Linked DNA regions of Homo sapiens: region 1 is linked to region 2. A link is a loop called in an ENCODE intact Hi-C map of the cell type or tissue named here. Cell type or tissue: mammary epithelial cell. All regions are shown on one strand. Links, peaks and the distances in the headings refer to the core of each region. The heading gives the core; the rest is flanking DNA.

Region 1 (16,506 bases), core at 4,275-12,274, 53 kb after region 2:
CGCTGGGGATGAGGCTCCTAACACATACTGGTGAGCAAGATGGCTTAACAGCTGTGTGTGGCATTTAAAGGACAGGGGAGGATGCCACAGTGAGGCTTTCTTTGTGAGAGCCCTCCAGTTGGCACAGTATCTAGGAGAGGTGCTCAATATTTACCTCCCATATAAGCCTGCTATTTTTTATTGTTTCACTCCAGTTCTTTGAATATGTACAGCCATCACCTGTTTGCAGCGGGCTGCCTCCCTCTTTGGGCTCTTTACTCCAGGAGCCCCACACAACTATGTGACCCATTAGCTGACATTGCTTACTGGCTTGTTTGTTGTCTACCTCTCCACCAGGCAGGAGAGCTTTATCTGGGAACATTCCATCCCTGCATGAATAAAAGTTTGTTCACCTCCCCCAACAGCCCAATATATATGTCTGTTCCCACGCCATATATAGTTTCACAGCTGGGTTGTTATAATTATGACTGAGAATTATTTTTTATCTAAACTAAAGTTACTATTTGCCTACAATCTTCTCAGTATGTTTTTTGTGGGGGAGGAGGGCTGAAATATCACATCTTCATCTATGCAGATCTGTATGTAATGAAGAAAAGCAATTTTGCACATTCAGAGAACTTGAAAATGAAAGTTTGCATTACTCATACTATAAAAATGTTTTTCTCCCACAGCACAACTCCAGAAATCCTTTACTCAAATCATTTATTCTGATATAAATCTTATGACTAAAAGTACAAGCCTTTGGCTTAATTTATTCTTGAATTCTCAAAGCTGAATATTCATTTAGTTAATGCTTCATGCTTCAAATCACATTTATCAGCACATAAAAACACTGGTCAGTCTCAAATCCACCAAAGAGTTCTGAAATTCAAACACAACTGTGAAATCCAAAAGCAGTTTATTAGTGATAGTTATTTGCTAAGAATTGGGGGACACCTTGATAGCTTTGATCCAGTCTATTAAGTGTAGTTCAATAGACTAAATCCATTGTGCCAGGCAGAGGGGAGGCAAAGATGCTTCCAAATTCCTGAAGGTCTGGGCAGATGGCTGGGACACAAACAGATCATTTGACAATTTCAACGCAATGCCTAAGTACTATGGCTGTCTTTTGCAGTGGTTACTTTGGGAATACAGAGAGGGAACATTTTCTCAGGAAGCACTTTGGAGATCTGAAGGAAATGTCCACCAGAACTAAGGTGAGAAAGATGTATAGAAATTAATGAGGTCAGTCAAGATGCGGATCTCAGTTTCAGCAAAGGAATTTCCCCCTCCCCCGTCACCACCCCCATCCCGTCCCCCTCTTCCCGTGTATGAAGTATGAGTTAGGGAATGGTAGGAGATGACACCAGAAAAGTTTTAGGTTAACCATAAACCATTATTACAGTCAGCCATTTTGACCTAGAGAAATGGCTATTTCATGTGGTTCTAACCAGTGAAGTTGGTCATGGACAACTTTTATACTAATTCCAGGTTAAGGAACTTGAGATTTATCTTGCATAGAATAAAAAACTAATGAAGCATTTTAATCAGGCGAGTTTCCAGCTCAGTGCTGCATTTTAGACAGATCATTCTCACACACTGAGAAGGTGGCAAAGACCAGTTTATTCCTGTCACCAGTTTCTCTCTCTCCTTTTCTCTCATTTGGGAACCGCCCAGATGAGAGATGGAGGCCTACATCAGGATGAAGGCACTAACACAGAGGAGGGAACAGATTAGAACATGTGATCACAAGATAAAACCTGTCAGAACCGGGGGCTGGTTCTCAGTGGAGAGAAAAGAGTTAAGTCCCAGGTTTCTGTTTGTGTGACTAGAGGGAAGCTGGAGCCATTAACTCAGATGAAAAAAGAGAAAAGGAGCAGCTTTAGAGTTTAAAATAATGAGTATTTTTGACATATTGATTATGATGTAGTTGCGGAAAATCCAGAGAGTTGTCCAGAAAGAAATTGGAATATAGGGGTCTAATCCATGGAGAATTCTGGACCAGAAAAGGAAACACAGCAGCCGCAATATCATCAGGGTGAAGCGCGGGTAAAGCAGGAGGGTGGGAAGCAGGCGGTCAAAAGCATGAGTGGCTGACACTGCCTAGAAGCATAGGATTTTTTTCTTTTTGAGACGGAGTCTCGCTCTGTTCCCAGGCTGGAGTGCAGTGTGGCACGATCTACGCTCACTGCAACCTCCGCTTCCCTGGTTCAAATGATTCTCCTGGCTCATCCTCCCGTGTAGCTGAGACTACAGGCGTGCACCCCCATGCCTAGCTAATTTTTGTATTTTTAGTAGAGACAGGGTTTCACAATGTTGGCCAGGATGGTCTCGATCAAGATTGACCTCGTGATCTGCCAGCCTTAGCCTCCCAAAGTGCTGGGATTACAGGTGAGAGCCACCGTTTCCGGCCAGAAGCATACAATTTTCAAGGGGACTTTAAAGACAATATTTTTTACATGCTTTTCAAATGAAAAACCTTTAAAAAAAAATCTTAGAAGTCCAAAATATGAAAAAGAAGTGCTTTGATTGAAATGGAGGCGAGAACTGCACAATCCCATGTGCTCAGGCTCCCTACTCCTTTTTCTTCCTAAGGCAGCCCCAGCAATCTCTGAGGAAAACAGTTGAAAGACAAGTGATCTAGACCTCTCTAGAGTGGTCAGAAAACTACCTCCTGCACACCAAATCCAGCCCCGTACCTGTTTTTGTGAATAAAATTGTATCAGAACACTGCCATATTCATTTGTTTTTTTTTTTTCACATTTGTTAATCATTTGAATTTTTTGATGACTTTTTTTTTTCTTTTTATTGAGGCAAGGTCTCACTGTCCCCTAGGCTGGAGTGCAGTGGTGCGATCTTGACTCACTGCAACCCCCCTCTCCTGGGTTCAAGCGATCCTCCCACCTCAGCCTCCTGAGTAGCTGGGATTACAGGCGTGTGCCACCATGCCAGGCTAAGTTTTGTATTTTTAGATGGGGTTTTACCTTGTTGGCCAGGCTGGTCTTGTACTCCTGAGCTCAAGCAATCTGCTCGCATCAGCCTCCCAAAGTGCTGGGATTACAGGCATGAGCCACCACACCTGGCCTAATGATTCATCATTTTGGTCAGTCATTTAAATGACTGAATTTTTGAATTTTTTAAATGAGTTTTTAAAAGTTTTCTTTTATTTTTATTTGACATATAATAATTGTACATATTTATGGTGTACAGGGTGATGTTTCAATCCATGTATACCACTTGTTTTCTTATTGTCTACCTCTGCTTTCACAGCACAACAGCAGAGCTGAGTTGTTACATGGACTATATGAACCTCAGGGCCTAAAATATTTGCCATCTTTCTTTTAAAGAAAAAGGTTGCCGACCCCTCATTTGAACTAAATCTTTTATTTTACAAATGAGAAAAGCTGAGGTCCAAAGAGTTTGAATAATGTCTGACAAGCTGCTCAGGCTGGAACCCAAGTCTTGGGATATAGACCCTGCTGTCTTTGTTTTTAAAAAGGAGAATTAGTAATCAACGTGCCAGAAAGTGAACTGGATATGTGCCCATCCAAAACAAATCTCATAACAACTTTCTTTCACTATTGAACAATGTGTAGTTTTTAGTATTTTTTAAATTGTGGCTATTAGCCCTGAAATAAATTTAAAACTCCCTTTATCCCATCTGTGTGAGGTAAAACGTTGAATTTTAGTTTTTTTTAAAAACTAATTATCCTGTTACTAGTTGTTCTTCCCTAATTCAAAGACCAGTTTTAGGGTCAAGCATGGTGGCTCATGCCTGTAATCTCAGCCCTTTGGGAGGCTAATGCAGAAGGATCACTTGAGCTCAGGAGTTTGAGACCAGCCTGAGCAATATAGCAAGACCCATCTCTATAAATAATTTAAAAATTAGCTGGATGTGGTGGTGCATGCCTGTGGTCCAAGCTACTCAGGAGGCAGTGGCGAGATGATTGCTTGAGCCCGGGAGGTGAAGGCTGCCGTGAGCTGTGATCACACCACCACACTCCAACCTGGGCAACAGAAGGAGATTCTGTCTCAAAAAAATAAAATAAAATAGATATTTTTAAAGACAAATTTTATTTTTAAATGTGAAGTACTGTGCACCCTCTCTCCCACAGTGATATGGGTTGAAAAATCAGTTCCCTAATGTAGAGCCACCAGGATGGCTCACAGAGGTATAACATCTGCTCCAGGTCAGATTGTACCCTCTTTACAGCCCCCTATATGCCTGGATCCCACCCAGCCCATGGCTCCCACCCCCTCCTCATCGCTTTTCATTCATGCATCACTCCTATTAGTGGACAACATGTAAGAACTGGGGCCAGAAACAAGCTAGGAAAAAAGAATGCAGAACCTTCAGCCCTGAGAGCTGAAGAGATGGACATGAGGCATGAGGGGCAGGGAAGAAAGCACAGGACCTGCCATTTCCAACAGGTGCAGGCACTTGCAGTCCCGCCTCTGTGTCCTCCCCCTCTGTGCCATCCGGTCTTCCACATTTGGGCAGAGAAAGAAACACAAGGCAGGAGGCACATATCACAGAGTTCTAAATGAAGTTCAAGCAGCACCAACTGGGAAGTGGAAAATTTCCCACAGTTCACCAGAAGGAATTTTAGTGTGGTCCGTTAGAGATCTGGAATTGAAGAAACATAAATTCAGTCCATTAGAGATCTGGAATTGAAGAAACATAAATTCAGTGCTGGTCCATATGCTGACAAAGCAAATTGAAAACTAAACTCCACATTCCTCGACAGATATCCTGTATTTTCAGAGCAATAAATAGAACATAGAAACATGAATTTTAAGCACTTTTTTGTCATGCTTCTTTTAAGGATGATTGGGGGAAGTGATTAGTCACAAATGAAAAGGAAAGGGTTATTTTTATAGAGAAATACGAGCTTTCTGCTGAAGTCTTTAAAAGTGTTAGGGTAAAATTCCCAGTGTTCAGATATATTTATAGATCATATGAAGTGGGGGAAGAAGAGTGTGAAGAAGAGAAAAAAATTTGTAAGATGAGTCATTTAACTCTTTTTTATAAATGTACCAACCCACTTAATACACCCATTCCCAGTCTTTTTGTGAATCATTTGTTTCATTTCATATTTTAACCCTGTTGAGTTTAAGTATGATAAAGAAAACCACATAGAAGATGAAATTCAGACTTGAGGTGAATGTTTAGAATCATGCACTTACTTATCAAATACGTATGGAGTTGCTTACTATGTGCTAGGAACTGTTTTAAGAGCCTCATGTCATGTAATTAAGTCTTTCTTGAGTAGTTATGAAGTACATCTGAGAAAGAACTAAGCACTAAAGTATAAAAGTTGATACAGGAAATACTAGGAAAGTTACGATTCAAAAAAATAATGCAAGCAATATGTTAACAACTGGCAACTTTATTTTACTCATCTTACTTCTACAGAGCGGCTCCTCTCCTGAACATTTTGTTCCTTTGTTCTTGGTATTTTGGTGAGGAAAAGAACTCTGTGTCTCAAGGCTTGCCTAGCTTTAGTACTTTGTCTCTCCAAGGGGATGCTTGCATTAATGATTTTCTCACTGCTGCGATTATAAAGAAAAAAATTGCTTACATTTATATGTTGCTTTTTTATTTTATTTTACTTTAAGTTCTGGGATACATATGCAGAATGTGCAGGTTTGTTACATAGGTACATGTGCCATGGTGGTTTGCTGCACCTATCAACCTGTCATCTAGGTTTTAAGCCCCGTATGTATTAGGTATTTGTCCTAATGCTATCCCTCCCCTAGCCCCCAACCCCGTGACAGGCCTCGGTGTGTGATGTTCCCCTCCCTGTGTCCATGTGTCCTCATTGTTCAACTCCCACTTATGAGTGAGAACATGTGGTGTTTGGTTTTCTGTTCCTGTGTTAGTTTTCTGAGAATGATGGCTTCCAGCTTCTTCCACATCCCTGCAAATGGTGTGAACTCATCCTTTTTTATGGGTACATAGTATTCCATATTGTATATGTGCCACAGTTTCCTTATCCAGTCTATCATTGATATGCATTTGAGTTGGTTCCAACACTTTGTTATTATGAATAGTGCTGCAATAAACATATGTGTGCATGTGTCTTTATAGTAGAATCATTTATAATCCTTTGAATATATACCCAGTAATGGGATTGCTGGGTTAAATGTTATATCTGGTTCTAGATTCTTGAGGAATCGCCACACTGTCTTCTACAATGGTTGAACTAACTTACACTCCCAGCAGTGTAAAAGCGTTCCTGTTTCTCCACAACCTCACCAGCATCTGTTGTTTCCTGACTTTTTAATGATTGCCATTCTAACTGTTGTGAGATGGTATCTCATTGTGGCTTTGATTTGAATTTCTCCATTTTCTCCCATTCTGTAGGTTGCCTGTTTACTCTGATGATAGTTTCTTTTGCTGTGCACAAGCTCTACAGTTTAATTAAATCCCATTTGTCAATTTTGGCTTTCATTGCAATTGCTTTTTTGCTTTTCTAAAGTTCTTTTATATATGTTATTTCATAGGTTTCTATGAAAACATTTATGTAAATATGCAAATTAATAATACCCAAATTTATTTAATTGTAATATTTTTACACTTCCCAATTACCAAAACTTTCCATAGATATATGATAGCAGTTTCCTATAATTGCAGTATCCCCAAGTCTTCATTATTTTCTTTTCATCTACCAGAATCTTCTCTTTTCAAGAGTGTGTCTTATCCATTCTGTTGGATCTTCCTTTGGAACTTTTACCTGTTTCTGACTGCTGTGTTTCCACTCAATCAATAACATTATTGACACAATTGTGATTCTGTCTTCCTTCCTTCTTCAATTTGCCCACACCTAGACAACTTTTATTCAGAGACCCAGTATTGTTGGCTTTCCTCCAGCCTCTCTCCACCTTTTGGTCAAAAGTTTGCTATTGGCCCTGAACACTTCATTGCTGGCCAGCAATAGGCAGTGTGAGTCTCCCATGGATGGCTGCCATCTGAGCATGTCAATTTCCTGAGCAAAAGCTTCATCCTCAAGTCCATCCCTTCCTATAGTTCTGCTTCTTTATTTCTTTACATTATATGAACAGGGGATCTCCCTTAATTCATTCATCTGATAAATTATGTGTTTGTTGAGCTGCTGGTAAATGCCAGGCACAAGTGTGTTACCACTACAGATCCAACAATGAACAAAACAGGGATCATCCAAGTTCTCATGGAGCAATGGGAAGTAAATGATTATTGTTTGGATTGTCCTAAGCACCATGAAGGAAATGAACAAGGATCACTGAGGGATTGACATATTCTGTTGGTTTGAAGCAAATCACAGGTTCCACCTGCACTCTTGGGGAGGAGATAATGCAGGACCTATTGTTATAGGGCAGAGACCAAGGACGCCATCTTAGAATTCTGTTTACAACAATATCCCTCATAGGGCTGCTATAATAAGGTATACTAAATAAAATCATGTGGGCCAGGCACAGTAGCTCACGCCTGTAAACCCAGCACTTTGGGAGGCCAAGGTGGGCAGATCACTTGAGGTCAGGAATTCAAGACCAGCCTAACCAACATGGTGAAACCCTGTCTCTACTAAAAATACAAAAATAGCCAGGTGTTGTGGTGCATATCTGTAATCCCAGCTACTCGGGAGGCTGAGGCATGAGAATCACTTGAAACCAGGAGGCAGAGTTTGCAGTGAGCTGAGATTGTGCCACTGCACTCCAGCCTGGGTGACAGACCGAGACCCCATCTCCCAAAACAAATAATAAAAAATAAAATCATGTATATAAAGCACTTAACCCAGTGTCTGGCAGGTGGTAAGCACTCAACAGTGAGCTATAATTATACCGCTTCTTTGCTGTACTTTTAAAAATTTACTGCCAGAAGGATGTCAGCTACTTATAACTAAGCACTGGCAGCACCTTCCAATCACCGTCACAAGAGTGTCTCTTAAATATCTTTCCTGGGATCTTTATCTCTCTCTGCTAGTCACTTGATTGGTTTCCCCACCAGCTGGCACTAGGATACAAGACCCCATCATTGGCATCTTCTCAGGCACATTATATCATGGGTGTTCTTAAGGAGAAAATTATATTTGTCTGTTCAAGTTTCTTCTATAGTCCTGAACATCGTAAGTGTCTTCCCACCCCATCCTTTGGCACATTTGTTACTTCCCCACTGCTGTCTTGAACCTCTGCAGCATCCATGCCATGGCCTCTGCTGTTCTTTGCAGCTTTGCAGCAAGTTCGTCTTGAAACCTCTTGGAACGATGTTTAAAACATCAGCAGCTTCCAAAGTCTAATTTTCTTTTGCTTAAGTGAAAAGACTGCCACTGTCCTTGCATCATTGGACTGATCATGTCTGTACCCAAGATTCTCAGCATCCCATGGGAGCTTGACCTGTGTAAAAAGGAACCTAAAAGCTCATTGCCTGAATGGCAAAATAAATCTAGGGTTCCAAGAGATGCTGTTGTTATTGTGTGAATCTGTCAGAAGGTGGGCATGAAAAATGGTGCAGATCTAGAAAGGAGGATTCAGCCTCAAGGAGAGAAAATGGAAGAGACCCTAAGAAGAAGCCATAATATATACTAGCCAGGTTAAGTTCAGAGATAGACTCCTACAGCCTGGTGCCCAGAATGACATCGTGTGAACTGATAGCCTTGAAAAGGGATTAAAGCAAAGAAAGGGAGAACTCGGGTTTGCTTAAACATCACTGCACCCAGACCCATAGGTGGAAATGGTGAATGGTCTGGCAGGTGAGGAAGGACAGTGCACTGGAGGGAGAAAGTGTCCTACCACATGAGATAATTTTTGCATCTTTAACCTCAGCTTTATTCAACTTAAAAGTGGCACTCTTTTTGCCAGCTGGCATACTGTCATGAGTGACTCAACCTTTTAGCAACTAATTCTGGCAAATTTGTTTCTGAAGTGTGAGTCATCCTAGTGAACCCTATTGCAGATCTTCTGAGTACCATTCACAGCATTTTTCTATGTGTGCCCTGGCTGACTCAGGCCATTGCAGACGTCAACTATTTTGACACTGCTGCTATATTATTTGACTGCTAACTGAACCCTAACTTGCATTATTTCCCTTCTCTCTCTACTTTTCCTGCTTCCAAAGCAGTCTCTTAAAGAATTCTGCTTTCAAAAAATCTGTTTATGCAAAAATCATACACACATAAATATATATATATATACATACATTAAAATGTTTACCTATACTAGTGGTTGTCCCTGGATAGTAGGTGCACTTGTTTCCCATTGACACGGTTTGGCTCTGTGTCCCTACCCAAATCTTATCTCGATTTGTAATTCCCATATGTCAAGGGAGGGAAGTGATTGGATCATGCGGTTTCATCCATGCTGTTCTCATGACAGTGAGTTCTCACGAAATCTGATGGTTTTTTAAGTGTTTAGAAGCTCCTCCTTTGCTCTTCTCTCTCTTGCTGCCTTGTGAAAAAGGTGCTTGCTTCCCCTTCGCCTTCTGCCGTGATTGTAAGTTTCCTAAGACCTCCCCAGCCATATGGAACTGTGAGCCAATTAAACCTATTTCCTTTATAAATTACTCAGTCTCAGGTATTTCTTTATAGCAGTGTGAAAAAGGACTAATACACCCATAGTTGTTGTAACAAATTACCACTAATATGGTGGCTTCAAACAGCACCAGTTTGTTATCTTACAATGCTGTCATTAGTGATATGGTTTAGAATTTGTCCTCTCCAAATCTCATGTTGAAACTTGACCCCCAGTGTTGAATATGGGGCCTAGTGAATGGTGTTTGGGTAATGGGGTTGATCCCTCAAGAATGGCTTGACGCTTTCCTCACAGTAATGAGTGAGTTCTCACTCTGTTAGCTCATGTGAGAGCTGTTTGTTTAGAAAAGCCTGACATCTTTCTCGCTCCTTCTCTTGCCATGTGATGCCTGCTTCCCCTTTGCCTTCAGCCATGAGGAAAAGCTTCCTGAGGCCCACCAGAAGCGAATGTTGTCATTATGCGTCTTGTGCAGTCTGCAGAAATGTGGGCCCAACATAAACCTCTTTTCATTATAAATTACTGACCCTCATGCAGTATTCCTTTATAGCAATGCAAAATGGACTAATATAGTCAGGAAATCCAAACTGAGTTTCACTGGGTTAAAATCCAGATGTCAGCAAAGATGCATTTCTTTCTAGAGGCTCTAGGGGAGAATCTGTTTCTTTGTCCTTCCAGTTGCTAGAGGCTGCCTGCATTCCTTGGCTCATGGCCCCTTCCTCTGTTTTCAAAGCCAGCCCAACCTTCTGATGCAGCCATCTCTCTGGTCTGTCTTCTGACTTCCTCTTTCATTTGTAAGGACCCTTGTGATTACACTGGGCCCACCTAGTTCAAGAGAATAATTTTCTTACTTTTTTTTTTATTTTTTATTATACTTTAAGTTTTAGGGTACATGTGCACAATGTGCAGGTTAGTTACATATGTATACATGTGCCATGCTGGTGCGCTGCACCCACTAACTCATCATCTAGCATTAGGTATATCTCCCAATGCTATCCCTCCCCCCTCCCCCCACCCCACAACAGTCCCCAGAGTGTGATGTTCCCCTTCCTGTGTCCATGTGTTCTCATTGTTCAATTCCCACCTATGAGTGAGAATATGCGGTGTTTGGTTTTTTGTTCTTGCAATAGTTTACTGAGAATGATGATTTCCAATTTCATCCATGTCCCTACAAAGGACATGAACTCATCATTTTTTATGGGTGCATAGTATTCCATGGTGTATATGTGCCACATTTTCTTAATCCAGTCTATCATTGTTGGACATTTGGGTTGGTTCCAAGTCTTTGCTATTGTGAATAATGCTGCAATAAACATACATGTCCATGTGTCTTTATAGCAGCATGATTTATATAGTCCTTTGGGTATATACCCAGTAATGGGATGGCTGGGTCAAATGGTATTTCTAGTTCTAGATCCCTGAGGAATCGCCACACTGACTTCCACAATGGTTGAACTAGTTTACAGTCCCACCAACAGTATAAAAGTGTTCCTATTTCTCCACATCCTCTCCAGCACCTGTTGTTTCCTGACTTTTTAATGATTGCCATTCTAACTGGTGTGAGATGGTATCTCACTGTGGTTTTGATTTGCATTTCTCTGATGGCCAGTGATAGTGAGCATTTTTTCATGTGTTTTTTGGCTGCATAAATGTCTTCTTTTGAGAAGTGTCTGTTCATGTCCTTCGCCCACTTTTTGATGGGGTTGTTTGTTTTTTTCTTGTAAATTTGTTTGGGTTCATTGTAGATTCTGGATATTAGCCCTTTGTCAGATGAGCAGGTTGTGAAAATTTTCTCCCGTTTTGTGGGTTGCCTGTTCACTCTGATGGTAGTTTCTTTTGCTGTGCAGAAGCTCTTTAGTTTAGTTAGATCCCATTTGTCAATTTTGGCTTTTGTTGCCATTGCTTTTGGTGTTTTAGACATGAAGTCCTTGCCCATGCCTATGTCCTGAATGGTAATGCCTAGGTTTTCTTCTACTAGGGTTTTTATGGTTTTTGGTCTAATGTTTAAGTCTTTAATCCATCTTGAATTGATTTTTGTATAAGGTGTAAGGAAGGGATCAAATTTCAGCTTTCTACATATGGCTAGCCAGTTTTCCCAGCACCATTTATTAAATAGGGAAGCCTTTCCCCATTGCTTGTTTTTCTCAGTTTTGTCAAAGATCAGATAGTTGTAGATATGTGGTGTTATTTCTGAGGGCTCTGTTCTGTTCCATTGATCTATATCTCTGTTTTGGTACCAGTACCATGCTGTTTTGGTTACTGTAGCCTTGTAGTACAGTTTGAAGTCAGGTGGTGTGATGCCTCCAGCTTTGTTCTTTTGGCTTAGGATTGACTTGGCGATGTGGGCTCTTTTTTGGTTCCATATGAACTTTGAAGTAGTTTTTTCCAATTCTGTGAAGAAAATCATTGGTAGCTTGATGGGGATGGCATTGAATCCGTAAATTACCTTGGGCAGTATGGCCATTTTCACCATATTGATTCTTCCTACCCATGAGCATGGAATGTTCTTCCATTTGTTTCTATCCTCTTTTATTTCCTTGAGCAGTAGTTTGTAGTTCTCCTTGAAGAGGTCCTTCACATCCCTTGTAAGTTGGATTCCTAGGTATTTTATTCTCTTTGAAGCAATTGTGAATGGGAGTTCACTCATGATTTGGCTCTCTGTTTGTCTATTGTTAGTGTATAAGAATGCTTGTGATTTTTGTACATTGATTTTGTATCCTGAGACTTTGCTGAAGTTGCTTATCAGCTTAAGGAGATTTTGGGCTGAGACAATGGGGTTTTCTAGATATAAAATCATGTCATCTGCAAACAGGGACAATTTGACTTCCTCTTTTCCTAATTGAATACCCTTTATTTCCTTCTCCTGCCTAATTGCCCTGGCCAGAACTTCCAACACTATGTTGAATAGGAGTGGTGAGAGAAGTCATCTCTGTCCTGTGCCAGTTTTCAAAGGGAATGCTTCCAGTTTTTGCCCATTCAGTATGATATTGGCTGTGGGTTTGTCATAGATAGCTCTTATTATTTTGAAATATGTCCCATCAATACCTAATTTATTGAGAGTTTTTAGCATGAAGCGTTGTTGAATTTTGTCAAAGGCCTTTTCTGCATCTATTGAGATAATCCTGTGTTTTTTTATTTGGTTCCGTTTATATGCTGGATTCCATTTATTGATTTGTGTATATTGAACCACCCTTGCATCCCAGGGATGAAGCCTACTTGATCATGATGGATAAGCTTTTTGATGTGCTGCTGGATTCGTTTTGCCAGTATTTTATTGAGGATTTTCGCATCAATGTTCATCAAGGATATTGGTCTAAAATTCTCTTTTTTGTTGTGTCTCTGCCCGGCTTTGGTATCAGGATGATGCTGGCCTCATAAAATGAGTTAGGGAGGATTCCCTCTTTTTCTATTGATTGGAATAGTTTCAGAAGGAATGGTACCAGTTCCTCCTGGTACCTCTGGTAAACTTCGGCTGTGAATCCATCTGGTCCTGGACTCTTTTTGGTTGGTAAGCTATTGATTATTGCCACAATTTCAGATCCTGTTATTGGTCTATTCGGAGATTCAACTTCTTCCTGGTTTAGTCTTGGGAGAGTGTATGTGTGGAGGAATTTATCCATTTCTTCTAGATTTTCTAGTTTATTTGCATAGAGGTGTTTGTAGTATTCTCTGATGGTAGTTTGTATTTCTGTGGGATCGGTGGTGATATCCCCTTTATCATTTTTTATTGTGTCTATTTGATTCTTCTCTCTTTTTTTCTTTATTAGTCTTGCTAGCGGTCTATCAATTTTGTTGATCCTTTCAAAAAACCAGCTCCTGGATTCATTAATTTTTTGAAGGGTTTTTTGTGTCTGTATTTCCTTCAGTTCTGCTCTGATTTTAGTTATTTCTTGCCTCCTGCTAGCTTTTGAATGTGTTTGCTCTTGCTTTTCTAGTTCTTTTAATTGTGATGTTAGGGTGTCAATTTTGGATCTTTCCTGCTTTCTCTTGTGGGCATTTAGTGCTATAAATTTCCCTCTACACACTGCTTTGAAGGCATCCCAGAGATTCTGGTATGTTGTGTCTTTGTTCTCGTTGGTTTCAAAGAACATCTTTATTGCTGCCTTCATTTCGTTATGTACCCAGTAGTCATTCAGGAGCAGGTTGTTCAGTTTCCATGTAGTTGAGCGGTTTTGAGTGAGATTCTTAATCCTGAGTTCTAGTTTGATTGCACTGTGGTCTGAGAGATAGTTTGTTATAATTTCTGTTCTTTTACATTTGCTGAGGAGAGCTTTACTTCCAAGTATGTGGTCAATTTTGGTATAGGTGTGGTGTGGTGCTGAAAAAAATGTATATTCTGTTGATTTGGGGTGGAGAGGTCTTTAGATGTCCATTAGGTCTGCTTGGTGCAGAGCTGAGTTCAGTTCCTGGGTATCCTTGTTGACTTTCTGTCTCGTTGATCTGTCTAATGTTGACAGTGGGGTGTTGAAGTCTCCCATTATTAATGTGTGGGAGTCTAAGTCTCTTTGTAGGTCACTCAGGACTTGCTTTATGAATTTGGGTGCTCCTGTATTGGGTGCATATATATTTAGGATAGTTAGCTCTTCTTGTTGAATTGATCCCTTTACCAGTATGTAATGGCCTTCTTTGTCTCTTTTGATCTTTGTTGGTTTAAAGTCTGTTTTATCAGAGACTAGGATTGCAACCCCTGCCTTTTTTTGTTTTCCATTTGCTTGGTAGATCTTCCTCCATCCTTTTATTTTGAGCCTATGTGTGTCTCTGCACGTGAGATGGGTTTCCTGAATACAGCACACTGATGGGTCTTGACTCTTTATCCAATTTGCCAGTCTGTGTCTTTTAATTGGAGCATTTAGTCCATTTACATTTAAAGTTAATATTGTTATGTGTGAATTTGATCCTGTCATTATGATGTTAGCTGGTTATTTTGCTCATTAGTTGATGCAGTTTCTTCCTAGTCTGGATGGTCTTTGTATTTTGGCATGATTTTGCAGTGGCTGGTACCGGTTGTTCCTTTCCATGTTTAGCGCTTCCTTCAGGAACTCTTTTAGGGCAGGCCTGGTGGTGACAGAATCTCTCAGCATTTGCTTCTCTGTAAAGTATTTTATTTCTCCTTCACTTATGAAGCTTAGTTTGGCTGGATATGAATTTCTGGGTTGAAAATTCTTTTCTTTAAGAATGTTGAATATTGGCCTCCACTCTCTTCTGGCTTGTACGGTTTCTGCTGAGACATCCGCTATTAGTCTGATGGGCTTCCCTTTGAGGGTAACCCAACCTTTCTCTCTGGCTGCCCTTAACATTTTTTCCTTCATTTCAACTTTGGTGAATCTGACAATTATGTGTCTTGGAGTTGCTCTTCTCGAGGAGTATCTTCATGGCATTCTCTGTGTTTCCTGAATCTGAATGTTGGCCTGCCTTGCTAGATTGGGGAAGTTCTCCTGAATAATATCCTGCAGAGTGTTTTCCAACTTGGTTCCATTCTCCCCGTCACTTTCAGGTACACCAATCAGGCGTAGATTTGGTCTTTTCACATAGTCCCATATTTCTTGGGGGCTTTGCTCATTTCTTTTTATTCTTTTTTCTCTAAACTTCCCTTCTCACTTCATTTCATTCATTTCATCTTCCATCGCTGATACCCTTTCTTCCAGTTGATCGCATCGGCTCCTGAGGCTTCTGCATTCTTCACGTGGTTCTCGAGCCTTGGTTTTCAGCTCCATCAGCTCCTTTAAGCACTTCTCTGTATTGGTTATTCTAGTTATACATTCTTCTAAATTTTTTTCAAAGTTTTCAACTTCTTTGCCTTTGGTTTGAATGTCCTCCCATAGCTCAGAGTAATTTGATCGTCTGAAGCCTTCTTCTCTCAGCTCGTCAAAGTCATTCTCCATCCAGCTTTGTTCCATTGCTGGTGAGGAACCGCATTCCTTTGGAAGAGGAGAGGCGCTCTGCTTTTTAGAGTTTCCAGTTTTTCTGCTCTGTTTTTTCCCCATCTTTGTGGTTTTATCTACTTTTGGTCTTTGATGATGGTGATGTACAGATGGGTTTTTGGTGTGGATGTCCTTTCTGTTTGTTAGTTTTCCTTCTAACAGAGAGAACCCTCAGCTGCAGGTCTGTTGGAGTACCTGGCCGTGTGAGGTGTCAGTCTTCCCCTGCCGGGGGGTGCCTCCCAGTTAGGCTGCTCGGGAGTCAGGGGTCAGGGACCCACTTGAGGAGGCAGTCTGCCCGTTCTCAGATCTCCAGCTGTGTGCTGGGAGAACCACTGCTCTCTTCAAAGCTGTCAGACAGGGACATTTAAGTCTGCAGAGGTTACTGCTGTCTTTTTGTTTGTCTGTTCCCTTCCCCCAGAGGTGGAGCCTACAGAGGCAGGCAGGCCTCCTTGAGCTGTGGTGGGCTCCACCCAGTTTGAGCTTCCCAGCTGCTTTGTTTACCTAAGCAAGCCTGGGCAATGGCGGGCGCCCCTCCCCCAGCCTCACTGCTGCCTTGCAGTTTGATCTCAGACTGCTGTGCTAGCAGTGAGACTCTGTGGGCGTAGGACCCTCTGAGCCATGTGCGGGATATAATCTCCTGGTGCACCGTTTTTTAAGCCTGTCGGAAAAGCGCAGTATTGGGGTGGGAGTGACCCAATTTTCCAGGTGCCATCTGTCACCCCTTTCTTTGACTAGGAAAGGGAACTCCCTGACCCCTTGCGCTTCCCGAGTGAGGCAATGCCTCGCCCTGCCTCGGCTCCCGCACGGTGCGCGCACCCGCTGACCTGCGCCCACTGTCTGGCACTCCCTAGTGAGATGAGCCCGGTACCTCAGATGGAAATGCAGAAATCACCCGTCTTCTGTGTCGCTCACGCTGGGAGCTGTAGACCGGAGCTGTTCCTATTCGGCCATCTTGGCTCCTCCAGTTTTCCTACTTTAAGGCAGCTAATTAGCAACCTTAATTCCATCTGAAACTTTAATTCCCCTTTGCCACATAGCCTACCATATTCAGAGGCTCCAGGATTAGGATATGGACACCTGTGTTGGCCATTATTCTGCCCAC
Region 2 (16,506 bases), core at 4,927-12,926:
AGGGATGGAGAAGGATTTACCAAGCAAATGGAAAACAAAAAAAAAGCAAGGGTTACAATCCTAGTCTTTGATAAAACAGACTTTAAACCAACAAAGATCAAAAAAGACAAAGAAGGGCATTACATAATGGTAAAGGAATCAATTCAACAAGAAGAGCTAACTATCCTAAATATATGTTCACCCAATACAGGAGCACCCAGATTCATAAAGCAAGATCTTAGAGACCTACAAGGAGACTTAGACTCCCACACAATAATAGTGGGACACCCCACTCCCACTGTTAGACAGATCAATGAGACAGAAAATTATCAAGAATATTCAGGACTTGAACTCAGCTCTGGACCAAGCAGACCTAATAGACATCTACAGAACTCTCCACCCTAAATCAACAGAATATACATTATTCTCAGCACCACATAGCACTTATTCTAAAATTAACCACATAATTGGAAGTAAAACACTCCTCAGCAAATGCAAAAGAACGGAAATCATAAAAAACAGTCTTTCCAACCAAAGTGCAATCAAATTAGAACTCAGAGTTAAGAAACTCACTCAAAATGGCACAACTACATGGAAACTGAACAGCCTGCTCCCTGTATGACTACTGGGTAAATAACAAAATTAAGGCAGAAATAAATAAGTTATTTGAACCCAATGAGAACAAAGACACAATGTACCAGAATCTCTGGAACACAGCTAAAACAGTGTTTACAGGGAAATTTATAGCACTTAATGCCCACAGGAGAAAGTGGGAAAGATCTAAAATCGACATTCTAACATCACAATTGAAAAAACTAGAGAAGCAAGAGCAAACAAATTCAACAGCTAGCAGAAGACAAGAAACAACTAAGATCAGAGCAGAACTTAAGGAAATAGAGACACAAAAAACCCTTCAAGAAAAACAGTGAATCCAGGAGCTAGTTTTTTGAAAACATTAACAAAATAGACTGCTAGCCAGACTAATAAATAAGAAAAGAGAGAAGAATCAAATAAATACAATAAAAAATGATAAAGGGGAGATCACCACTGATCCCACTGAAATACTAACTACCATCGGAGGATACTATAAACACCCCTACACAAATAAACCAGAAAATCTAGAAGAAATGGATAAACTCCTGAACACATACACCCTCCCAAGGCTAAACCAGGAAGAAGTCGAATCCCTGAAAAGACCAATAACAAGTTCTGAAATTGAGGCAGTAATTAATAGCCTACCAACCAAAAAACACCCAGGACCATACTGATTCACAGCCAAATTCTACCAGAGGTACAAAGAGGAGATGGTACCTTTCTTTCTGAAACTATTCCAAATAATATAAAAAGAGGGACTCCTCCCTAACTCATTTAATGAGGCTATCATCATCCTGATACCAAAACCTGGCAGAGACAGCAAAAAAAGAAAATTTCAGGCCAATATCCCTGATCAACATAGATGCGAAAATCCTCAATAAAATATTGGCAAACCAAATCCAGCAGTACATCAAAAAGCTTATCCACCACAATCAAGTCAGCTTCATCCCTGGCATGCAAGGCTAAGTCAACATACGAAAATCAGTAAAGGTAATCCATCACATAAACAAAACAAATGACAAAAACCACATTATTATCTCAATAGATGCAGAAAAGGCCTTCAATAAAATTCAACACCACTTCCTGCTAAAAACTCTCAATAAAATAGGTATTGACAGAACATATCTCAAGATAATAAGAGCTATTTATGACAAACCCACAGCCAATATCATACTGAATGGGCAAAAGCTGGAAGCATTCCTTTTGAAAACTGGCACAAGACAGGGATGCCCTCTCTTACCACTCCTATTCAACGTAGTATTGGAAGTTCTGACCAGGGCAATCAGGCAAGAGAAAGAAATAAAGGTATTCAAATAGAAAAAGAGGGAGTCAAATTATCTCTGTTTGCAGATGACATGATTGTATATTTAGAAAACCCCATTCTCTCAGCCCAAAAACTCCTTAAGCTGATAAGAAACTTCAGCAAATTCTCAGGGTACAAAATCAATGTGCAAAAATCACTATCACTATACACCAATAACAGAAAAACAGAGAGCCAAATCATGAGTGAACTCCCATTCACAATCGCTACAAAGAGAATAAAATACCTATTAATACAACTTACAAGAAATGTGAAGGACCTCTTCAAGGAGAACTACAAACCACTGCTCAAGGAAATAAGAGAGCAAATAAATGGAAAAACATTCCATGCTCATGGATAGGAAGAATCAATATTGTGAAAATGGCCATACTGCCCAAAGTAATTCATAGACTCAGTGCTACCCCCATCAAGCTACCATTGACTTTCTTCACAAAATTAGAAAAAACTACTTTAAATTTCATATGGAACCAAAAAAGAGCCCGTATAGCCAAGACAATCCTAAGCAAAAAGAACCAAGCTGGAGGCATCACGCTACTTAGCTTCAAACTATACTACAAGGCCACAGTAACCAAAACAGCATGGTACTGGTACCAAAACAGATATATAGACCAATGGCATAGAGCAGAGGCTTCAGAAATAACACCACACATCAACTATTTGATCTTTGACAAACCTGACAAAAACAAGAAATGGGGAAAGGATTCCCTATTTAATAAATGGTGTTGGGAAAACTGGCTAGCCATATGCAGAAAACTGAAACTGGACCCCTTCCTTACACCTTATACAAAAATTAACTTAAGATGAATTAAAGATTTAAATGTAAGACCTAACACCATAAAAACCCTAGAGGAAAACCTAGGCAATACCATTTAGGACATAGGCGTGGGCAAAGACTTCATGACTAAAACATCAAAAGCAACGGCAACAAAGCCAAAATTGACAAATGGGATCTAATTAAACTAAAGAGCTTCTGCACAGCAAAAGAAAATATCATCAGAGTAAACAGGCAACCTACAGAATGGGAGAAAATTTTTGCAATCTATCCATCTGACAAAGGACTAATACCCGGAATCTACAATGAACTTAAACAAATTTACAAGAAAAAAACAAAAAGCCCCATCAAAAAGTGGGCAAAGGATATGAACATTCTCAAAAGAAGATATTTATGTGGCCAACAAACATATGAAAAAAGCCCATCATCACTGGTCATTAGAGAAATGCGAATCAAAACCACAATGAGATACCATCTCACGTCAGTTAGAATGGCGATTATTAAAAAGTCAGGAAACAACAGATGCTGGAGAGGATGTGGAGAAATAGGAACACTTTTACACTGTTGGTGTGAGTGTAAATTAGTTCAGCCACTGTAGAAGACAGTGTGGTGATTCCTCAAGGATCTAGAACCAGAAATACCACTTGACCCAGCAATCCCATTACTGGGTATATACACAAAGGATTATAAATCATTCTTCTGTAAAGACACAGGCACATGTATGTTTACTGCAGCACTATTTACAATAGCAAAGACTTGCAATCAACCCAAATGCCCATCAATGATAGACTTGGTAAAGAAAAGGTGACACATATACCCCATGGAATACTATGCAGCCATAAAAAAGGATGAGTTCATGTCCTTTGTAGGGACATGGATGAAGCTGGAAACCATCATTCTCGGCAAACTAACACAGGAACAGAAAACCAAATGCCACATGTTCTCATTCATAAGTGGGCATTGAACAATGAGGACGTATGGGCACAGTGAAGGGAACATTACACACTGGGGCATGTTGGGGGGCAGGGGGCAAGGGGCAAGATAGCATTAGGAGAAATATCTAATGTAGATGACAGGTTGATGGGTGCAGCAAACCACCATGGCACATGTATACCTATGTAACAAACCTGCACATTCTGCACATGTATTCTAGAACTTAAAGTATATTTAAAAAGAGATGGCTATAATAAAAAACAAATGAAAAACAAAAACAAAAAATAATAATTCATATGAAACTGGTTTTATACTCCCTTCAATCAATCACACTTTGGAGTTTGTATAAAATATATCTTATTTCCACACACAAATATATTAACCAGAATAATGAACACTTACTTAGTTTCCTTGTTCAGATTATTTACTAACCATCATTACAAAGACTGAAAAGCCAGGATGATTTCCTATTTGGTCTAATTAATTTTAATTGTGTATATAAATATGAATATATGTTCATATGATAAATATTATATACCAAAATTAGTATGAGACGGATCCAATCAAGAACCCATTTAATAATTGGACAAATTCGATGAAAAGGACAAATTACCCCTGCCAAAACCAATTACTATCAAAATCAACACAAGTAGAAATCAAAAATCTTAATAACTCTTCATTTAATAAAGAAATTGAATTGCTAATTAGAAATCTTCCCAAACACACAAAAATCATGACTCAAATGGGCTCACTGATGAGTTCTCTTAAATCTGTAAACAAACAATAATACCAATATTACACAAGCTTTTTCAGAAAATAGAGAATTACATTACAAATTTGCCAGCTTCCCAACTCACTTTTTGAGGATACCATACCCCGGTTCCAAAACTTGACAAAAATACTGCAAATAGAGAAAATTACAGAACAATACTTCTCAAGAATATTGGTGCAAAAATCCTAAATATATTTTCAACTGAAATTCAGCAATATGTAAAAAGCATAATACACTCTAAGTAAAGTGTAAGTTTAGTTTAACATTCAAAAATCAAGAATGCAACTCACAATATTAACAAAATACAGGAGAAAAATCATTTGATCATCTCCATACGCGCAGTAAAAGCATTGCACAATATCCAATATCCATTCATGACCAAAAAACAAAGCTCAGTAAACCAGGATTAGAATTAATCTTTCTCAATTTGATAAAAAGGCATATATAACAAGAACCCACAGCCAACATTTTACTTAATAGCAAAAGTCTGAATATTTTCCTTCTAAGATTGAAAGCAACACAAGAATGTCCATTTATACCACTTCTCTTCAACATGTCATTGGGGGTCCCAGTCTATGCAAAAAGGCAGTGGTACTCAGGAGGATGATTTTGCCCTGCAAGAGATTATTTTGCAATGCCAGGAGACATTTTTGGTTTTCACAACTCTGGGGAAAAGGCGATGTTACTCTTACCTACAGGGTAGAGGTCAGGGATGCTGTTAAACATTCTAGGACGCACAGGACAGACTCAAAATGTCAATAGCACTGAGGTTGAGAAACCCCCCAGTAAGACAAGGAAAGGAAATAAAATAATATATAAATTGGAAAGAAAAAATGAAAACCATATTTATCTTCCAGATGACATGATTTTTCATCTAGAAATCATGAAGAAATCTATTTTTATTTTTATTTGTTTACTTACTTATTTATTTTTGAAACAGGGTCTTGCTCTGTTGCCCAGGCTGGAGTACAGTGGCGCGATCTTGGCTCACTGCAACCTCCACCTCCCGGGTTCGAGCAATTCTCCTGCCTCAGCCTCCCAAGTAGCTGGGATTACAGGTGCATGCCACCACACTCGGCTAATTTTTGTATTCTTACTAGAGATGGAGTTCACTATGTTGGCCAGGCTGGCCTCGAACTCCTGACCACAAATGATCTGCCCACCTTGGCCTCCCAAAATGCTGGGATTACAGATGTGAGCCACCGTGCCTGGCCAGAAATCTATTTTTAAAAACTACAGTACTAGAACTGGTGAGTGAATTTGTAAAGGTCATAAGAAATAAGATCAATATACCAAAAAATTAACTTTCTTTTTATGTACTTGCCGAAAACAATTGGAAAATATTTTTAAATTATAGCAACAAACATACAAAATATTTCAGAATAAATTTAATGAAAGATATAAAAGATCTCTATACTTAAAATTATAAACATTCCTGAAATAAATTTTAAAAATCTAAATGAATTTCAGGAGAGATATAGAATATTCATGGATCAACAAACACAATACTGTTAAGAGGTCTATTCTTCCCAAATTGATCTATAGGTTAAACCCAGTCCCAATCAAAACACTGAAGCATTTTTATAGAAATCAACAATATAATTCTACAAAAAGTTGGAGCACTCACATTTTATTTCAAGACCTATGATAAAGCTACAGTAATTAAAAAATTTAGAATTATCATTAGTATAGACAAAAAATAGGAAAGATTTAAGAGTTGGGAAATAAACCCTTATATACAGAGTCAGTTGATTTTCTATAAAGGTTTCAAGACAATTCAATAGGTGAAGAAAAATTGTTTAAACAAATGGAGCTGGAAAAACTGGAATAAATATATGGAAAAAAAATAAGCCTCAACTTCAACCACACATTATACATAAAAATCAATTCAAGATGGATCACACGCCTAAATGTAAAAGCAAAAATTATAAAGCTTCTAGGAAAAACATAAGAGAACATCTGTGGAACCTTGGGAGACAAAGATTTCTTAGAGGTGACACGAAAAGTACTAATTATATATGAAAAATAGATAAATTTGATTTCATTAAAATTTAAAACTTTTATTCATCAAGACACTATTAACAAAATGAAAAGGCAAACCATATATGGGAAAAATATTTACATACCCATAGCTAACAGAGAAGTTGTACCCAGAATAGAAATACTAAAAAAAGCAACCCAATTTAAAAGTGGGCAAAATATTTGAACCACAATTTACACCCAGAAAGTAGCTTTAATCCACAGGGAAAATTAGCACACATAAAAATGACTGTTAGCATTCCTCATCTCTATTGCCTTCTACAGGTTGAGTATCTCTTACCCAAAATGCTTAGAACCAGAAATGTTTCAGATTTTGATTTTTTTTAGATTGTAATATTTGCTTTATACATCCTAGTTGTGCACCCCAAATCAGAAAATCTAAAATTCAAAATGCTTCAGTGAGTATTTCCTTGGAGCATCATGTTAGCACTCAAGAAGTTTCAGATTTTGGAGCATTTCAGATTTGGGATTTGTGATGCGCAACCTGTACCACTAAGAAGTCTCACAATTTCACTATCGAAGAAAGATGGGTGATATTCTTTACATTATGAATGCAATCTAAGACATGAATCCTCTAAGCTTGAACGGTTTTGTTTGAAGAGGTGAGAAAGACAAATTTTAAAATTACATTCTTAATGCAGGAGCCTTGAACATGGCAGATTAAGCACAAATATTTATTTCCTCCCCTAAACCCTATTAAAACAACAATAAAAGATAAAAATATTCTAAAACCACAATTTAAAAAGAGAATAGACTACGGGAAATGAGGTATGTCAATAAACTTTTGGAAGATGAGATGTTGGCTAGGCAGAGTAAAGAAAGCTGAAATGTAAGCATCTAAGATGCAAAGGAAGATGTTCAAAAATAGCAAGCTGTTTCATACAGCAGCACCAAGGAGAGTCCCAAGCATTGGATGCACCAGTTACTGTGGAAGTAGATGGTGAGAAATGTAGTGAGAAATGATAAAAGTATGTATAAAGAGCATGTAGATTCCCAGGTAGCCTCCCACACCTCATAGCTAAGTGACTACCTCTGCTCCAATCTAGCAAGGACTGGAAGGTGTATTCTCTAGAGAATCCAGGCAGTCTTTATGGCCAATGACAAAATTCCATTTTAAGCTTTTAGGCAAATTCAGAATTTAGAAAACTTGTATCTGCACAGTAAAGAAACAGTTTGCCAATACATAAAGACTTTTCTGATTAATGGCTTTATTAAGAATGTGTTTATTTGATATTATACAATAAAAAGTGTCAAATTTGGAAGATCTGCATATCTCAGTGAAGCAATATTTTCCAAATGAGCAATATGCCATGCAGAGAGCAACACACACATGCACACTTACGTATGTATGAATATATTTATTTTTATGACCTCCATATATTGAAAACTTTGGGGTTTATATTAGCTTTCCCTGTTTTCTGTAATTGTAACTTTTTTCTCCAACTTTGTGAAATCTTGCTCCCATTATTCTCAATCTGCTTTCACATTTGGTCAGTCCTCATATGAAAGCAATCTACTGACCTTGCCGGGCTGCTACAGAACTGGATGTTCCTATCTCATAAAAGCACCCAACACCTCTGTGAGATGCTGCTGCCTTTGTAAGATGTGCCTTCCTTGCTCAGGCCCCTGGTCCCTATAGTTTTTGGGTAGCATTATTATGGAAGGACAGAAAGGAGGGAGGGGAAAAGAAAGTGTCCTTATATTTAATGTAGTCGAATTCATTCATCTTTTCCTTCATGGTTTGGATTACTTTTGTCTAAAAAATTCTACCCTATTCCAATTTTTAAAGATATCCTACTATATTTTCTTCTATAGGTTTATATTTTCTCTTCCTCACTTAAATCTTTAGTCTACTTAGGACTGATTTTTGTTTGTGGTAGGTAGTAGGGATCCAATAATAATAATTTTGTAATGTGGATAACATTTGTTCCATTACCATTTATGGAGGTATATTTCTTTATTATAAAATATAATTTTTAAAATAGTAAAGTGAAAGTAATCTACTTTAGTTTGAAGAAGAACAGAAGAAGAGAGAACTTAAACCCTATTATATCATGTCTGAGCTTCAGTAGCTCATGTTGACTACTGTTCTGCTGAGGCTAAGACATGATGTAGAGCTGCATCTTCCGATACAGTTTGCTTCACGCCGTAACGTTTCCTGAGAAGAAAATTCAAATGTTAAACCATGGTAGGCAATTGTATTTCTGATAGAACTAAAGGATTATCCTGCTTGTGTTACCAAGAAGCTATAATATATTGAAGCAGAAATTGGAGAACTACTCATGTAATTTTTCAGTAGAAGGCTTACACTCATCATTTGCATGTTATACATTTTCTCTGATTAATATTTCCCCTGATTAATATTATGCCTGCACAAATGCTCATGGCTGCCCTTTGACATAAATACTTGTCACAGCTGATACTGATGAACACAGAGTCACTTCTGACTAGCCAACTGGCTATGCTGACTCATCAGAATGTAGATTCTCTAATCTTTTCTTAATAAGATAACATAGCAAATCCAGAATGTACTTTAATTAAAATAATTGCAAAAACATAAGAACCTATAGAAATAAATGTTTCATAAAAATACATAAACCTTAAAAGTTTACAGAATGCTTGTGAGTGAATTAAATTCCTATACACTTAGTGAAGTTTAATGTTTGAATGATACCAGCATTGTGTGCCAAAAATCTAATGTAAAGATTAGGTCTAGGCTGGGAGCAGTGGCTCACACCTGTAATCCCAGCACTTTGGGAGGCCGAGGTGGACAGATCACTTGAGGTCAGGAGATTATAACCAGCCTGGCCAACATGGTGAAATTCCATCTCTACTAAAAATACAAAAATTAGCTGGACGTGGTGGTGCACACCTGTAATCCCAGCTACCCAGGAGGCTGAGGCAGGAGAATTGCTTGAACCCGGGAGGTGGAGGTTGCAGTGAGCCAAGATTGTGCCACTGCACTCCATCCAGTCTGGGTGACAGAGTGAGGCTCCATCAAAGAAAAAAAAAAAAGATCAGGTCTATTCTAAAATAACTTCTTACTTTTCCTGAATCATGGTATGATGATTTCAATTGTTTACATTCTTTGAGCTGCAGTTTACATGTAGTACATTATTTTAAAAACATCCTATTGAGACATACTAGTGTGTCTTGTGGACCAGGAAAACCACTTTCAAAATAGATACTATGGGCTTTTTCTGATATTAAGCTTAGGGAGTAATTGATACTTTGAATTTGTCAGTTACTAGCTCTTCTTTTCCCTTGATGGAAACTGTGTCTGTTGTGCTTATAGTCAGCATAAAATAGTTTTGCTGTTGCTAAGTAGTGCAGGTACAGGATACTAGAAAATGACATTTCAGAGTTTCCTCAGGGGTGAGTCACCTAGAACAACCTGGGGCAATGAGTAGAGCTGCTGACATAAGTTTGGTTACTCACTGAGAGTCTCCTTGTTCTGAAAATGAGCTAAGATTTAAAGGCATCTTTTAGAGAGGAAATAGGAACTTAGGGAACCCATATGGACAATTCCAAAATGAAAAGACAGACATTCTGTTTCTCCTAGTCAGAAGTAACTGATAGAGATTTGAAATGAGAATGGATGGAATCTGTCATCAGAGACAGATAAATAATGATAAGATTTGGCCCTGATGCCAATTTGGAATAGTAGATGAGGAAGCTGAGCTTATTTTGAGGGTGAAATGAATCTTAGTATCTCACTAGCTAGTAAACATGTAGTATCAAGTAAATTATACAAGCTGGAGTGAAATGAATGAGGGCATAAGGCTGAATATTTTGGGCCCCAATGCCATAGAGCCCACCATGAATGAAGTCAGTGAGATGGTGATGGCTCAAGACAGAAAGCTTGAGAACACATTGAGAAATGGCTTTCTTCCTGAGGGACAGTGAGTAGGGTGGAAATGAAGACACAGTGACTGAGCACCCTGGGACTCTGAGAATCAATTCTGGATGAAACTGTTACCATAATTTTAACAGCATGAATCCACATCTGTTTAATCTAGTAAACGTAGACAGGGTGTGAACAAGAAGGAACTAAGGTGGAGTAATGCTTTCTAGCTAAGATACATGTGGTTAGGTTTAGTCACGTGAGGTGAGGTTTAGTCAGGTAAGGGGAAAAAAGCTGTGCTTTCTGTGCCATCCAATTCTATGCTAGAGTCAAAGACTAACCTGCTCAGGTGAAGTAAGAGTAATTTTCCTACATGGTGGCAGCATGGTTGGGATGAGAGGTGCAGTGTATGAGTAAGGATGTGGTGTGCAGATGACAGGGGCCATTCTAGCTAAGGAAGCTGGAAAGACGGTGGTAGGGCAAAGCAAAAAGATGAGCAAAGCAAAAAGGTAAAGCAAAGCAAAAAGGTGGGACAGAATCAGGGCAGCTAAGGATTGTAAACCTCATCCAGCCTGGAATTTTTCTGTGCAGATATGTCAACTATACTTTTTATGGTCATTTGACAGCTGGTGAGAAGTTTTAAACCTGCAGAGGTTATTAGTGATTACCTTTGCCATCGCTGAGTAATGATGAATAGAGCATTTACATAAGCTGCAGCTTTGTGCACACAGCAGTGGCCCTCAACATTACTCTGCTTCTCAAACCTACAGAAAGATTTAGAAAAGGTATAAGAATGGATTTAACTTATGATAGAAATCTCAAAACAGGGCCATACCTTGTGCAGAATACTAAGTGATACAGAATGGAAACAGCAAGCCCTTCTTAATTGTCCCAAGCTTGCTAGGGTCTGTTTCTCAGTTCTTAGTTTTTGAAGAAATCATTTTTCCTGGGCTTGTTTTCTGAACCCAACACCTGGATTTGGGCTTTTGAAAATAAAACTCTTTTTCCCCCAATTCCAGTCATTCCCAATCCCCTTTCCTACTTCCCATGCCCACACACCTCTCTATAGCTGGAACACACACACACACGTGCACACACACACACACACACACACATCCATTACCTGCCCTGTGCTTCTGAGTGTTGACCCATCTGGCTCTCATAGCAGAATGCCACAGCCCTGTCTTTATTCCAAGATCTGCGCTATCTGGGTCTTCCTTGGATAAACTCACAATACCAATTGCTTTCAGAAATGAGTTGACAACTACTGTCATTCATACTTGTTTATACGCCCTAGCATCTATACTCAGCACCAAAGAAAGACATGAAAGGAATGTCCACTCCATGGTGTATCATCTCTTTTCTGGTCAGAGAGGACCTCTAGGCTGATTAAGTTTCTTTCCTTCAAGTTTGATAAGATCTTGAGACAAGCAAATCACACTCAGGAAATAAAAATTTGTACAATGAAATACTTGTTATCAGCACACTGAGAGAAACACCACTGCCAGGAAGAGTAAACTCTAATTTTAACTGGTCAACAGGTTGTATTTCCCATTAGAAAAGCTATTTGTAAAAAAGAACAGTTATTTGTCTAGTGACTACAAAGTTAAAAATTAAGAGAATTGGGTGGCTGTGGGATTAAGACAGAATCTAGCAACTTCCCTTTGCCTCTGGAACTCATCTTCCTGTAATCTCGATTAGTTGTGTGCCACAAAATAGGAGTTCTCATCTCCATGGGCAATGGAGATTAGATCCTAAAACTGCAACCCTTAAGCCTAGTGACCTTCTGTTATTGAAATTATGCTTGTTTCTCTGACTACTCCCCTACCGATTTAACTACAGTGAAGTAATTTGAAGATTTAAGCATAACAATTTTGCTTTGGAAATAAGACTATATGACAGATAGATAATCATATAGTGCCCGAAAGTTATTAGGTGCTCAGAAAATATGAGAAATACATGACAAATAAGAGAATACAAGTAATTCAAGATTAAATATCTTGAAGAACTTTATGAAAAATGGAATCGGAAGTAGCCATTATTTGTTTCAAATTCCTTTGAAAATAAAGTAGTTTATAGAATTATGAATTAATAACAATTATTCGTATGCAAAGGACTATTCAGTAAGGTGAGAGAATGCCATATTGTTCATTTGGAATCTGATTTGTAAGATTCTATTCAAGAAAACCCAGTAGTAACAAGGCAGGGATAAAAGTCTGCCAAATCAGATTGAGCACTTACTCAAAGCTTCTTATTTCCAGATATACCGGGAAAAGGAGCTCTTGGAAACAAGAAAAAAAGTAGAGAATACATGGAGTGTACACATACACCTTTTGAATGAAATGATACTTTATGCATAAACGGCCATGCTTTGAACCATATGATGGTGTTACGATGAGCACAGCTAATTGCCTCAAAACAGGCTTTTGAGCCAAAAGCAGCAATCTGTAGTCTGGCCTGCAGTTCACCAGTTGGCTGGAGCCATAACAATGCATAATAAGGATGCTCACTAGGTGCTCAATACATATTGCAGTCAGATTTTCTATCTCTTCGAGAGTTTAGCTCTAGGAGAAATGCAGCTAGTGGAGGAGAAGAGAACCTGAAGGAGGCAGGAATAAGGTAGCAAACAGAAGCCTTGGGAACACAAGGATGACAGGGTATTTTCTATGGCAGCTGGAGAGATAAGAGCAGTAAGGATAAAATGCTGAGTCGCCGCAATCCTGGAACACCAGAGAGTCAACAATGTGCCCTGTTGATGTATTGAAACCACCTTGGCCAAAGTATGACAGTCAGAGAAATCTGACGTGGCTGACTCCATTTTGCTTCTAGCCTCACAGGCTGGTTCCCTTCGCTCATTCCTGGGCATAGCCCAAGCTAACTTTGGGAGAAACTTAATTTATAGCTTATGTAATAATAGACCTTTCTAAAAACTAAACTGTTCTTGTAAAGCTTAATGAAATGGCACCAAGTTAGGAGGATGAGAGGGGCTTGAATTCTAAATAATTTTCAGTCATTATTCTGGAGGTCATAATATTTGCAATTTCCCCTATTAGTCTTGAAGATAACATAACTGTTGTAGAACAAAGATTGGCCTCTTGAGGTGTCTTTTCAGGTTTTTGCGTTTCTGACAACCAGATGTCACCACCTAGACGTGCCAACCAGTCCTGTGGCCCCCACCCTAGAACTGACTCAGCACAAGAGGACAGCTTTGGTTCTCTATGATTTCAACTCCAACCCAACCAATCAGCATGCTTCCTACCCTAGCCTCCTGTCCACAAAACTATCTTTGAAAAATTTCTAACCTCTGAGCCTTCAGGGATTCATTTGAGTAATAACTCAGTCTCCCACATGGCATTGCTGGCCTTATGTCAATTAAACTCTTTCTTTACTGCAATGCCATGGTCTTGGTGAGTTGATTTTATTTGTGTAGTGAGCAGGAAGAACCCATCGGGCAGTTACGGGAGTGTGGAAATAAACAAAGACCAACCAAATGAGAAAAGCAAAGGTTATTTATTCTGAGCTTGCTATAGCAGAAGAGTCTGCATCATCCCTTGAGTTTTGGCAGAGATTTAAAGGCAGGCAAAGAAGTGGGAAAGCTTTACAATGGAAAAAAGGGAAGGCTTCAGGCATGCACTGATCGGAGGCTTTGGCCTGGGGAAGCTATAAGTGGGCTAACCAGAATCAGGTTGTCCTGTGTGATTAGTTAGGGGTATATATTCTGATTTCTCTGGTCCTAGGTTGGAAGCAGAGATCAAAATTAGGGATGCTGTCAATTATTAATCAAGTCCTGGCTATTTGGGGCCTATTGCTATAGCAGCTACTGTTTAGCTTCCTGGATCATCACTACAGATAGCAATCTGGCTTCCTGCAGGTCTGACTTACAGCAGGATGGCTTCTTGTGTTGCTCATTGCAGATAAGGAGCTGGTTTCCTGGGCAGGTTTCTACAAGTTGTGGATCAAAGTTCTATTTTTATATATGGTCTGGACATTGTCCATTTGCATATCAGTCTCTTGGGAGTCTCTATTGTTTGTATTCAAATTGATCACCTAGTCCTTCATAGGCCTGGCTCTCTGATCACTAAGATGGTTTCTTTCCTTTTCTGCTTCTAAAACCATTTCTGTTTCTAAACTAAGACTATCTCAGCTTTAGAAACTCTCATACTGCAGGAAAGTCTTCAGTTCCAGGCAAACTGGGATGGTTAGTTATCCTGCCAGTATATATCCTTTCCAGAGCCCTAATTAACTGGGTTAACAAGCAAAGCATTGATGGTTTTTAAGAACTCATCCTGTTCAATATTCTCTGTTCCTAGAAAAATTAAAAAGTCTAACTAACAGAAGGAAAAAGTAAAGTCCTTGTTTTTAATAAGCAGAGTAGTAATGATAGGGACAAGAGGCAGGGAAATTTTGGGCAGAAGGGGGCAGGTCCCTGGCAAGGGTGCCACCTGGGAGCCTGGAACCACAGCCCAAAGTGAGAACATACATTCCTGTTTTCCTGCTCAAATGTTACCTTTTCCAAAACCTCCCATGGCCTGCCCTGCCCCACATGCTATGTCCATAAAAACCACAGGTTCCACCAGCAGAAGAGAGGAGAAACAATGGATGTCGGAGGCTACAGTTAGAGAGAAGCAGCTTGACTTCAGAGGGACAGCTTGATGGCATAACTTCAGAGAGGAGTCCAGCTGGAGACAGCCAGACTCCAAGAGAAAATTACCTTCCTGCTCCATCCCTTTTTCATCTCCCCTTCCCGCTGAGTGCCACTCTCATTGGCAATAAGATCCTCCACATTTACCATCCTTCAAATTTGTTCATGTGACCTCATTCCTCCTGGATACTGGATGAGAACTCGGGTGCGGGTGCAAAAGACTGTCACATTGACCCTCCACTGAGGTGTTAACACTTAAGCTGTCCACAGGTGGCAAAACTAAAAGGACGTTGACTGTAACACTCTTCTGGGGCTTCAGGGTTTGCAGGCACCCCCACTAGACGCTGCCACAGGACCTATACAGAGTTCATTCCTGCCAACAGCCAAAAGCACTCACCCAGGCTCCTGCACTTGCTCACCTGCATGCTCCCTTCTGCAAGGAGTTGAGCACAGCGGGTTTGAGTGAGTGGAGTTTGCCCCTGCCAGCGCTGAAGCAGCCAGCTAGTTCCCATGCTCACACTCTAGTTCCGGTCCACAAAAGGGTCGGGGAAATTTTCCTGCTTCACTAAAAACTACATTTGTTTATAGATTTATTTAATATTATTTGCATATCAGTGCTGCACAAGGAATCAGGAGGCCTGTATTGGCTGCCAACCAGCTATGTAAACTTGGGTAAATTGCAAAGGAGTGTTGGGGCTCAGAAAATAATACCCCAAAGTATGGTGCTTTGGCATGCTGAGTACTTTGAACTAAAGAAGAACCAAGGTCTCTGATCCTCTTCTGCCCTCCTATCTCTCATCCCTCTTTCTCCTCCAAGTGCAGGGAGGGGCTTTCCCTGAAGTTTGTTTATTTGACTAAGGGAAGTTTCTTGCAAAAGAATGTAATTGTCATGAGCTCCTGCCTTAAAAGTCCATCGAACAGGGAAGATTAACTCATAGGAAAGAAGACTAAAGGTCACTATACCACCTATACTGTCACCTGAGAGACTACCTGCATAACAAAACACCTTTGCTCACCATACATTTCCTTCCCTCACCCTTTCACAGCTTGTGTTGATCCCTCACATGAAGAAGTCCTAAGCCTCTATTTCTTTCTGTAGCTCAGAATGCCATTTATAGCCTGGCATGATGGCATGCACCTATAGTCCCAGCTACTCAGGAGACTGAGGCAGGAGGATCACTTGAGCCCAGGGGTTTGAGGCAGCAGTGACAGCTATTATCACACCACTACACTTCAGCCTGGGTGACAGAGCAAGACCCTGTCTCTTAAAAATAAATTGCTATTTAAACTTCAACCATCTGACCCTTCTTTGAGTCTTATATTTTGTGAGGCTCTTGGGCATTTGCATGTAATAAATTTGTATGCTTTTCCTCTTGTTAATCTGTCTACTGTTAGTTTATTCCAGAGATGCAAATTATCAAAACATCAGAGTAGAAGGAAAGTTCCCTTCACTCCTACAAGAGCATAATAGTAATTTTTCCATTTTCTGGAGACAATGTACAGATATGGTTTTGAGAATTCATTCTCTATAGATTTGAAAACATTAATGAACTTTTTTAGCTCAACTTTTCTCATTTGTAAAATGGAGATTCTAATAATCTAGCTTTTC

What was found. Peaks named below come from ENCODE experiments on the same cell type or tissue, not always from the same donor. Only the 100,000 strongest peaks of a DNase experiment are listed, where the experiment ranks them.
Region 1: a loop joins it to region 2, with 3 times the contacts of the local background. A loop is called at or near these places in 4 of 110 quality-filtered maps.

The regions. Positions count from the first base shown.
Region 1 is chr4:99,755,096-99,771,601 of GRCh38, forward strand. No RefSeq gene overlaps it. Among named protein-coding and RNA genes, the nearest start is that of DAPP1, 53 kb to the right of the region's middle. In mammary epithelial cell, for the core only: no CTCF peak of the experiment used is centred there; a DNase peak (open chromatin) is centred at 8,886.
Region 2 is chr4:99,701,360-99,717,865 of GRCh38, forward strand. No RefSeq gene overlaps it. Among named protein-coding and RNA genes, the nearest start is that of C4orf54, 52 kb to the left of the region's middle. In mammary epithelial cell, for the core only: no CTCF peak of the experiment used is centred there; DNase peaks (open chromatin) are centred at 9,792 and 10,512; H3K27ac peaks cover 2,166 bases.